2 separate regions of the Mus musculus genome follow, and region 2 is linked to region 1. Evidence: chromatin loops called from intact Hi-C (ENCODE). Cell type or tissue: heart. All regions are shown on one strand. Links, peaks and the distances in the headings refer to the core of each region. The heading gives the core; the rest is flanking DNA. Region 1 has its middle 6.8 kb from the start of Gm32591. Region 2 holds the start of Hk2 (hexokinase 2).

The links. Hi-C counts contacts between places; a loop is a spot of excess contacts. Peaks named below come from ENCODE experiments on the same cell type or tissue, not always from the same donor. Only the 100,000 strongest peaks of a DNase experiment are listed, where the experiment ranks them.
Region 2: it touches region 1 in a loop (2.5-fold over the local background); 1 of 42 quality-filtered maps calls a loop at or near these places.

The regions. Positions count from the first base shown.
Region 1 is chr6:82,821,739-82,827,111 of GRCm38, reverse strand. No RefSeq gene overlaps it. Among named protein-coding and RNA genes, the nearest start is that of Gm32591, 6.8 kb to the left of the region's middle. In heart, for the core only: no CTCF peak of the experiment used is centred there; a DNase peak (open chromatin) is centred at 2,681; H3K4me3 peaks cover 301 bases; H3K27ac peaks cover 2,890 bases.
Region 2 is chr6:82,772,444-82,777,816 of GRCm38, reverse strand. It overlaps Hk2 (hexokinase 2), which reads left to right and starts at 3,363. Exons shown (of 18, transcript NM_013820.3): 1 at 3,363-3,899. The coding sequence starts at 3,837. In heart, for the core only: no CTCF peak of the experiment used is centred there; DNase peaks (open chromatin) are centred at 3,266, 4,216 and 4,866; H3K4me3 peaks cover 2,686 bases; H3K27ac peaks cover 2,974 bases.

The DNA of each region.
Region 1 (5,373 bases), core at 294-5,293:
GACCTTTTGAGACATTACGGAGACCTGGGAAGAAGGAATTGAAATAAACTGTGGGTATTCAAAGTGAGAGGCACACAACTTGTTCAAAATTCCACCACAGGGTTTGGCTTCAAGTCCCAGACAAGCATCTAGAGTTTGTTTTAAACAACAGTAAAACTGGGCATTCAAGACTTTTGTCTTTAGGGGCTATCACCAGTGTCCATTCAGCCTGAGATTTTAAAGTATGTCAACCTGACATTGGTCTGTCCTTGATATTGTTTCCAGACTCATTCATTAGGAAAGTGTGGCAAGGCCTGGGGCACAATAATCAGTAGTTGTTGAATGAAAGAATGGAGGCGTTTGCAGATTTTTCCATAAGACTTTCATAACCCGACTGAGGAAGCCATACCAGAATGCAGGTTGAATGCAAGAGTGGTAACCTGGCTCAGAAATGCCCAGAGAATACCATCACAGTGTCTGGGAGACAAAGCCCTTATACTAGACCATCTCCCCACCACTCAAGAGCTGCCTATGATGTAGGCGATATAGATATTGGGTTTTTCACACAACCTATGGGGCCATGCTGGGCAGGACAGAGTCCAGAGCAAAGCCCCACTTCCTTCATCCTGAGCATAAAAGATGCAGCTCATCATAAGCATCCTGAGAAAGACAGAACCGATTTGGCAAGAATGACGCTGGTGCTGGAGAGATGCTCTGTGGTTAAGGATGCTTGCTGCTCTGGCCCAGGATGCAGATTCAGTTACCAGCACCCACCTCAGGTGGCTTACCCTTTTCCTGCTCTCCATGGGCACCAGGCATACATGTGATGTACATACACACACGCAGGAACTCTTAAATAAACATTTTAAAAAAGAAACTTTAAAAGAAGATTCATTTATTTGTATTTCATGTGTTTGGCTGAATGTATGTATGTGCACCGTGCACAGAGCTGGTGTCCTCCGAGACCAGGAAAGGGCATCAGATCCCTGAAGACTCACATACACATAATTAAAAACAGAAAGTATCTTCCAGGAAGTGGATTATGATCTCTTTGCTGCCCTAGGCTAGAACTCAAAAAGATTCCTCGGACTGGAGTTTGAGATGGTTATGAGCCACCATGTGGGTGCTGGAATCCAAACCTAGTGCCTTGTAAGAGTGCCTCTGACCCACCTCGCCAGACCCCAAAATAGATAAATTAAAGAAAAAAAAACAAAAAACAAAAAACAAGAAACAAACAAACACGCCTCCAAGCAGAATGAGTACAACCAGACTAACACTTTATTTTTAAAGATTCATTTATTTATTATATGTAAATACACTGTAGCTGTCTTCAGACACTCCAGAAGAGGGCATCAGATTTCGTTACGGATGGTTGTGAGCCACCATGTGGTTGCTGGGATTTGAACTCGGACCTTTGGAAGAGCAGTTGGCGCTCTTAACCACTGAGCCATCTCACCAGCCCCCAGACTAACATTTTAATGTATTCCTTTACACTATTTGCTTAATATTTGAATAATGACTTAGTTTTATAGTACTTTTTTTACTTAAACAAAAGTTCTTTGATGTTTTAAGGTTGCCTTTTTTTAAAGTTTTATTTTGTTTTAAAATTGTATGTTTATGTGTCTCTGTGTGGGTATGCTCTCATGAGTACAGTGCCCGTGGAGGCCATAGGTGGGAATCCTGTCCCCTGGAGCTGGAGCTATAGGCTGTTGTGCGCTGCCAAGTGTAGACATTGGGAACTGAACCTCTGTCCTGTATAAAAACAGCAAGTGCTTTTAACCACTGGACAGTGTCACCAGCCCCTATTTTTATTTGCATTTCTTTTAGGTTTTCTGAGGCAGGGTTTCTCTGTGTAGCCTAAGCTGTCTTGGAACTCACTCTGTAGACCAGGCTGGCCTCGAATTCAGATCTGCCTGCTTCTGTCTCCAGATTAAAGGTAAGCACCACCATGCTGGCCCTCTTTTCCATTTCTAATTGTGTGTGCGCGCATTTGCAGGTTTGTGCCCCTGTGAATGCAGATGCTTGAGGAGTCCAGAAGAGAATGTCAGAGTCCCTGGAGTCAAAGGCAGTTGTGAGCTTCCCAACATGAGTGCTGGCCTCGAACTCAGGTCCTATAAATTAGTGCACACTCTTAACTGCTAAGCCATCTCTTGCTTCATTGTTGCTGTTTATGAGACAGTGACTCACCCCACCTAGGCTGGTCTCAAACTCCAGGTTTCTCTACAGCTCAGGATAATCTTGAACTCCAGATCTTCTTGCTTCTGTCTCCTAAGTGCTGGCATCACAGATATGCTCTACCACACCCGGAACCAACGTCTTTTAATGCACAATCTGTAATAGTTATTAAAATAGTCCATAGTACCTCTGCTGGTTTGAATATGCTAGTGAAACAAATTGGGGGTGGAGGTTGCCCAAATATAAAGAAGACTTTTTTGTGTGTGTTTTCTTAGACTTTCTTTTAATAAAGCATCATTAGGGAAGTGGCATCTCTTTGGGGGTCAGAGGGTCATGGCTTTATTATTACTGTCCTGCTGGCTTGTTTGTGAACAGGGCTGGGTACGTCCCTTTTTGTGACTAGAGATTAAGCAATGACAGCAACGAAACAGCCAAAGAAAAAGTTGCTGTGACCGGCTCTCTGGGGAGAAGGAAGGAGCGAAGCAGGACCGGGAAGTGAGGCATTGACAGACAGACAGGCCTCCTTCCTTTCAGCTGTTGAGGCTTCTAAGAGGATGTATCTGGAGAGAAAGGAAGTCTGGGCAGGTTGCTGGAGCGTCTGCCTCAAGGCTTCTGTTTCCTCAGAAATTATTAGATGAAGTATCTGTAGGAGTGAAGGAGGCGGTGATGGCTCAGGGGCCCAAGGACAGTGATTAAGAGTCAAGCGTCTGGTGAGTGAAGCTACAAAATGAGCACCCACAGGGACTTCCCTCCCCGCCACACTGTAGCTGTCCCTCCAAGAGGTTTTTAGCAAAGAGGAGGGACGCGGAGCAGAGAATCAAGAGACAGTGACAGCGGGCAGAGACCAGTGAGCTGAGAAGGTCAGAGGGTAAACCATGTCCCCAGCTAAGCAGTTATGTGTTGGGCTGCCAGACGGTATCTCTAGGTCCAAGATTCCTTCCTGACACCCCAGCCCCCAATGCCCACGGGCAGGAAACCACACTCTACCGTGGGCTGTGGGCTCTCTGCTCTGCTCTGCTCTGCTCTGCTCTGCATTTCTAAGGAGAAGCTCCAGAAGCATGTCTTTGATTTTGTTAGTTTTTGAGATTTTAATTTTTATTATTTTTGAGTGTGTGTGTATATGTATGTGTGTGTGTGTGTACATGCTGGGGGCAATTGCACACATGTGCGTGTGCACGCACATGCACGCGCACACACACACACACACACACACACACACACACGCACACACACACACACGAGCACACACACACACACACACACACACACACGAGCACAGGAACACATGAACACAGTTACCCAGGAAAGCCTGAGGTACTAGATTGCCCTGCAACTGCAGTCACCAGCAGTGGTGAGTTACCAGACATAGATGCTAGACACTCCACACATGCTCCTTTGAATGCTTTTAACCCCAGAGCCATCTCTTCATCCCCAAGGAAGAGTTTGCAAGCCACTCAGTTGCCTCTGCGACACAAAAACAAGCCAAACCTGGGTCCTTTGCTGCTGCATGCTCTCAGTAGGCTCCTGTCTCAGCAGGCATCAGAAGTCTATTTATCTGCTCATTCCCAAGAAACACTCCTTAGGTCCAGATAGAAGGAGAGGAGGCTATTGGGATTTCTGTTTTTCCTTTCTCTGCTGGGATCAGGCTAAGTACCTAGTGCATGCTCGCTGGGTAGGTGCTCTGTGTCCTCGCTAGGTATCCACAGGCATAAGGATGGAGGGTTAAAACTACGCTCCAGGATGTGAAGGCCAGATTGCACGGAGCCCTTCCTTTTCCTGTTGCTTTCAGCAATTCCACTCTTGGTCAGCTGGTGCCACAGAATATGCATGCATGTATGCATGTGTGTGCATGGCTGAGTGTGCATACACGCTTGTATGCATGTGCATGCATTCATGCATGTGTGAGTGTAGGGGAGGGGTGTGAGGTGTTGGAAGGAGGATGATTCAAGAGATCACAGTTTTTAAAAAAGCATTTATTTTAACTGTGTGCATGTGTAGTCATGAAGGCTAAAGACACGGGTCCCACAGGAACTGGAGTAACAGGCTGCTGTGGACCATCTGACATGGCTCTGGAATCAAACCAAGGTCCTCTGCAAGAGCAGTGCCAGCCCAATGACTGGAGCGTTTCTCTCTCTCTCTCTTCCTTCCTTTCTTTTTTTCTTTTCTCACTTTAAAAATTTATTTATTTTTAGGCTGAATGTGGTGACTTACACCTTTAACCCAAGCATTTAGGAGGCAGAGGCAGGAGGATCTCTTTGAGTTAGATGCCAGCCTGGTGTACCTAGGGAGCTTCAGGACAGCCAGGACTACGTAGAGAGACCCTGTCTCAAAATAAAACACACCAGATTACTATCATTTTGGATTATATATGTGGGTATGTGCACATGCATACAGGTGCCAGTGGAGACCAAGGAAGCTGGAAGCTGGCCTTACAGGGGCTTGTGAGCCACCTGATGTGGATGCTGGGAACTGAACTCTAGTCCTTTGGTACATCAGTGAGTGCTGGTAACAATTTTACCACTTTTTAAACACCTTGATGGCTTACAGTTTGGGGCCCAGCAGACCAGTGGACAACAGGTTTCAGAGAAATGAAGAAGGGGTTCTCAGAAACCACCTGAAGAACCAGGGCCCACCCCTCTCTATCTCCCCCACCCCCCATCCCTCAGCCCCTCTCCTCACCCCCCCAACAATGCCCCCCTCCCCCCAGCACCAGGTTCTGCTCCTTTCACTTCCTCCCACAGACAAGCTTCTAGGAGCCTGAGAGACAACTTCCTGTATTGAGTCACTCTGGAGTCCAAGCCCTTTCCAAAAGCCTGGCCCTGAAGTGGGAGGAGAATGCAGAGGCCTCTCCTTGAGGGTCCACAGACCGGAGGGAGCCTCCAGCCCCAGATGATGTAAGGTCCCACAATTGCTTTTGGATGTCCTTGTCTGAATCCCTGGATTAGCTTCTCACTTGCAAACCCTGGGCAAGTGAGAGGCAGCAGCGCCTTCCAAGAGACCTGAAGAGTACACATGTCAGGCTGCACGTAGCAGCTAGGGCAGGGAATAGAGGTGTTGTCATGGCAACTATCAGGGTGTCCTTTCCACTCACAACCTCTAGGTTCCTCTGTTTGTGTTATGGGTCTGAAAGGTATACTCTAGAGCTTTTTTTCTCTCTTCTTCTCATCCCCGGAAACAGCTGAGGAGGAGAAACAGAGACAGAGGTTTGGGAAGAAAACA
Region 2 (5,373 bases), core at 153-5,152, 49 kb after region 1:
CTCAAAATAAACAAAGGAATACAACTAGCCCACAGGGAGGAGATCACAGCTGACCGGCGCCCACTGATTTTGATCCTAGACGTCTGAGGTAAATGATTTTATATACTGATTTAACTATTGGTTTTTAAGTGTCTCTAAAATATTTTTATTACATATGTGCCTATGCGTGTAGGTGTATGCATGCCATGGTATGTGTGTGAAAGTCAGAAGGCAATTTTCCTGAGTTGATTCTCTCCTTTGACCAAATGGGTCTTAGGGATCAAACTCAAGTAGTCAAGGTTTAGCAACAAGCGCCTTTACCCACTGAGCCATCCTGCCAGCACCCAAAGTGTGTCTAGGAAATAGGTCTTTTTTTTTTTTTTTTGTCTTTGCTGCTTATCTTTAACCTATGCCATCAATTCTGCCTCAGACTTCTGAACACCTAAAGCCTTAATCAGACTCCCTGCTTCACGCTAGTCTCGCCCCTTTCTTTATCTTATCTGGGAGTTCCTGTCTCTTCTTCCCCTGGCCTGATCCTTTCCTCCCATTCATGTGGAAGGCAGCTTCTGTCCTACAGAAACACATCAGATGAGGATTCAGTCTCTGCTTTAAGCATCTCAGAGTCTGTATCAGACACCTCTGGTTTATCTGCATCAAGAGAGGAAAGCTGGGTTATGAAGCTGCTGCAACTGGGTTAAAGATCCTGGTGAGCTGTGAGGACAGACCAGTGGAAAGGACTTGAGAACTAATATAGAAAATGAAAGTCTCTCTTTGGTGTCCTATAATCATATGTGACATAAGAGTCATTGCTAAATCATCTACTAACTCACACAGTAAATGCCTACCATGTGATAGAGTGCCTCCACCTGAGGCTCTGCAAATAGAAGGGAACAATGTAGATGTAGACTCTTGTTCAGTCAGGTAGGACAGAAGGACGATAACCCTTAGAAAATGAGCCGGGTGTGGTGGCACATACCTTAGATCCCACCGCCTGGGTGTGGGGGCTGAGGCAGAAACATTTTTGTTTGTTTGTTTTTGTTGTTGTTTTGTTTTCAATTTTGTTTTTGTTTTTTTGTTTTTCCAAGACAGGGTCTCTCTGTGTAGCACTGGCTGTCCTGGAATTTGTTGACCATGCTTGCAGCCTTGAACTCACAAAGTGCTGTTGCCTGGCTCTAAAACAACTACTACTTCTTCTTCTTCTTCTTCTTCTTCTTCTTCTTCTTCTTCTTCTTCTTCTTCTTCTTCTTCTTCTTCTTCTTCTCCTTCTTCTTCCTTCTTCTCCTTCTCCTCCTCCTCTTCCTCCCCTCTTCCTCCTCCTCCTCCTTCTTCTTGACAGGGTTTCGTTGAGTATCTCTTCCAAGTCTACTTGCTTGGTAAACCAAGCTGGCCTGGAGCTCAAAGATATGCCTGCCTCTGCCTCCCAAGTGCTGTGATTAAAGGCATGTGCCACCATGTCCAGCCTTAAAAATTATTTCTAATAGTTACTCTTAGGAGTTTGGATTTTAGTTGAAGAAAAACAATGGTTTTAAGACACCACCACCCCAAGACAGTCTGGTATATATCTATCAACCAATCTAATCTTATCTCTTATCTATCTATCTATCTATCTATCTATCTATCTATCTATCTATCTATCTATCTATCTACCTACCTACCTACCTACCTAGCGTATCTATCAAGCTATCCAAGTTGGCTTTGAATTCCTGACTCTTCTGCCTCCACCTCTGAATCACTGGAACTACGAGTGTGTGCCACTACATGAAGCACTGGTTTGTATTTTAAACAAGTCTCTTTAGCTCCTGAGTGAACGAGGGATCACAGTGGTCAAGCTAGAGGTACCTAAAAACAGCAGCTAAGTGAAATTACACAGGCTCTGGTGGAGTCATCGGTGGCCTGGCTATGAGGGTCTGGCCTCTTTGATTTGCTAAGTTAGACTAACTGTTCACTGATGGTGTGAATAGATGTAAGAGCAGGGAGAAAACCATGGATGGTGACGTCATTTGTGGAGACAATTGGTAAAAGGGGGGGGGGTGACCCTGGGAAGTTCAGCCTAGTACATGTTAAGTGTGAGACACTAGTCACCTCCACAGGGATGACAAATGACAGCTGGTTAAGAAAGCCAGAATCCCTGGGGAAAGTCCTCGCTTGTAGATTAGGTTTGTGAGTTACCTGTGTGCGGATGGTGTAACTGCTGACGATGGCGCTAAGAGGGATCACCCAGAGAGGAAATAGATGAACCACATCATAGAAAGTGGAGCAGAGCCTTTTTAGGGCTGGGGTGTACCTCAGTGGGCAGGGTGCTTTTCTAGCACGCACAAAGTCCCATGTTAGATCCCCAGTAGTGGCACATGCCACTCCGGAGGTGGAGAGAGGGCTTGGGGAGTGAGATTATTTGGAAATGGTAGGCTTTATCTTCCTTCCATGTAACTTTCAAACTCCTGGCTTTCCATTCTCCACCAGCACCAACTTCATGTCATCTGAGGTGCTATTTCAATATTGATGGCGTCTACTCATAAATGTCAACTTAGAGTCTGGTGTCAGGCATGAGCTGAGGTCGAGGCGGGCTCTTCTCAGCATCTATAAACCATTTCACACCACTTGAGCCTAGGATCAAGCTGTTACAGGTGCCCTTTCTCCTCCCATCTATCAGTCCCAGCTACAAACAAAGTTTCTCTCCAGCCTTTGCTGGCTTCAAGAAAGGCTGGATAATATACCGGGGGTGGGGGAATTGCATTTCAGAGTAAGATGTGTTCCTGTCTTCATCTACCATTTGTTAGGGGTGTGACCTTGGGCAAAACTCACTAACAGCACAGTGCCTAGTTCCCCAATCTGTAAAACGGGGTTAGTAAAATCCATATGCTATATTGGTGTGATATTAAGAAGGGCTGACTTTTGTAATGGCTTAGCTTCAGGGATCCGCTGACTCGTTGAGCTACAATTAAGATGAGAATCACGGTGCTTCAGACTTGTCACAGGGCAGTGGCAGCCCCTCACATGATCCCCAGATACCAGATTATGGCGTGTGCTGCTACGATCACTTGTCTTTCCAGTCGCCCAACATCTCTTGGGTCCGCGATCACGCGCCCCCCACCCGAAGCTGAGCCTGACGCGGCGGTGGCTCATGCGCCCTGGAGTCCCGAGCTCTAGCCACGGAACACACGTCCCAACTCTGGCGCCCAGCTCCGCCCCTAGCCTCGGGCGCGTCTCTCCCGCCGCCTGCTTGGGTGCTGGAGCAGCCGCGCCCGCGGGCTCTAGGCGCTGATTGGCTGTGGACCGCGGGCGGACAGCCGAAGAGCGCACACACCCTCTTCCCGCAGCCAATGAGCACATCCACGTCACTGTCCGGGGCGGCCCAAAGAGCCGGCAGCCCCTCAATAAGCCACATTGTTGCACCAACTCCAGTGCTGGAGTCTCAGGACACCACAGGCTACCCGGAGTTGTTCTGCTTTGGAGATCCGAGGGCAGGAGCATCACGCCAGTGACTCTGATAGGTGCGATCGCCGGATTGGAACAGAACTGTCATTTTTTTCCGAAGTTGAGCCTTAGTGACCCAGTGAGTGAAGTTAGCGACGGGACGCTAAGCAGCTAGACCGGTCGGCAGGAGTGAGACTTAGGGTACCTTCTAGTAGTTGTGATTAAAAAAATTGAAAAAAAGAAAAAAAAAAACCCTGTTTCTGGAAACTTGAGGCCCTCAGCTGGTGAGCCATCGTGGTTAAGCTTCTTTGTGTGGCTCCTGGAGTCTTCGATCCCAGCCGGACACCCGGGCCTGGTTTCAAAGCGGTCGGACAGCGCTGCCTGCTCCATCGGTAGCGCTCGAGCCTCGGTTTCTCTATTTGGCCCCGACTCGCCGCAACAAGATGATCGCCTCGCATATGATCGCCTGCTTATTCACGGAGCTCAACCAAAACCAAGTGCAGAAGGTAAGTCGGCACGGGCGGGAGCTTCTGGCTCGCTTCGGACCAAGTTGCGTGCTCTCCCGGAATCTGGAGCACGCAGAGGACCTGCTTCCTCCTCCTTCGGGGCTGGAGACGTGGAACCAGTCTGGGTAGCTGGGAAAGTCCTGCGCGCGAGAAGCCACGTCTGCTAGGCACCCTCGTGGCCCGACCGCTCACCATCGATAGTCCCACCTACCCGGGACCTGCGCGCACCCTCCCCACCCTTAGAGCCCCTAATTTCTTGATGGGACGGCCGCCCTGCACGTAGTCTGAGACTGCTGCGCCCACGTGGGAGGAGCCCCCTTCTGCAGCCCCGAGTTCCGGCAGGAGCACGTGGGGAAGAATCCTGCTTAGGGGAGGAGGCGGGGTGGAAGCGTGTAGCAGCTGGGGCCCGGCCCTCTTGAATTTAAGGATGTGTTGAAGAGGCCTTCGGTTCCTCGTGGCGCTCCTTGGGGGTGGATCGGGGGTGGGGTGGGGGAGAGAGCCACCCAGGAAGGAGCGGGAAAGGGCGCAGAAAGACTAGCCTGCCGCGCCCCCTCCCCGGAACTGAACTGCCCGGAACTGAGGCTCGAAAGGGGCGCCCCCTCACAGCAGACCTTCCTGGGGACCGCCCCGCCTCGTCCCCGTGTCTGGCCGCCGAGTTGAGGGCGGATTTTGGATAGTATGTTCTGATTTGGAACTAAAAGTTACACGGAATGGACTCATCTTCCCACCCCACGATCCCCAGAGTTCTTTTTTTTCTTTTTTGTTTTTGTTTTGTTTTCTTGGTTTCTGAAAATGAACCTTTAGTCGCTCTGACCTTCCTGAGCCCACCTCACTCTGCCTTCCCGGCAAACTCCAGTTCTCTCGGCGCGCCATTTACATAAGAAAGCGCCTCCGGCCCTGCTTGGAGCCTCACTCTCCTCTTCGGGCTAGAGAGGTGGGGGTGGACCGGAGCCAGGCCCGGAGCGCTCTAACTCCCAGGAGAATTGAGTTTCTAAAATACCCAGGATTACGGGATTGGTTCCTACCCTAGTCCAGGATTTAGGAGAGGGAATGGTCTAGTATGGGGCAGGGGCCGAGGGTGGGTGCTGTCCAGAGGTTTGTGTTAGAGCTCAGTTACACATTTGAAATTACAGTGTCTCACAGGAACAAATTTTAGGGAAAGTGCCTTGACCACGTTCCAGCCCCCTCCCCCCTCTTCTCTTGGTCCTGACTGCGTGGGAGAGGTTGGTCGGTTGCTTTTGATGTATCCAGGGCCCTGGCAGATGAACCTCAGATTTGAGAGAGGTACCTGATTTGAGTTTATCGGTTGGTTTTTCTCTAATATCTTGGGACGTGGCCCTTCGCTTTAATTCGGTTTGTTTAGACATTTGCCTTTAGGCTGGCATGATTTTGCAGGCTCCATTGGGCTTATCTATTGATTCAGCCAACTCTTGACAATTCCTAAAACACAAAGTGGAGGAAGACTCTCTAGTCC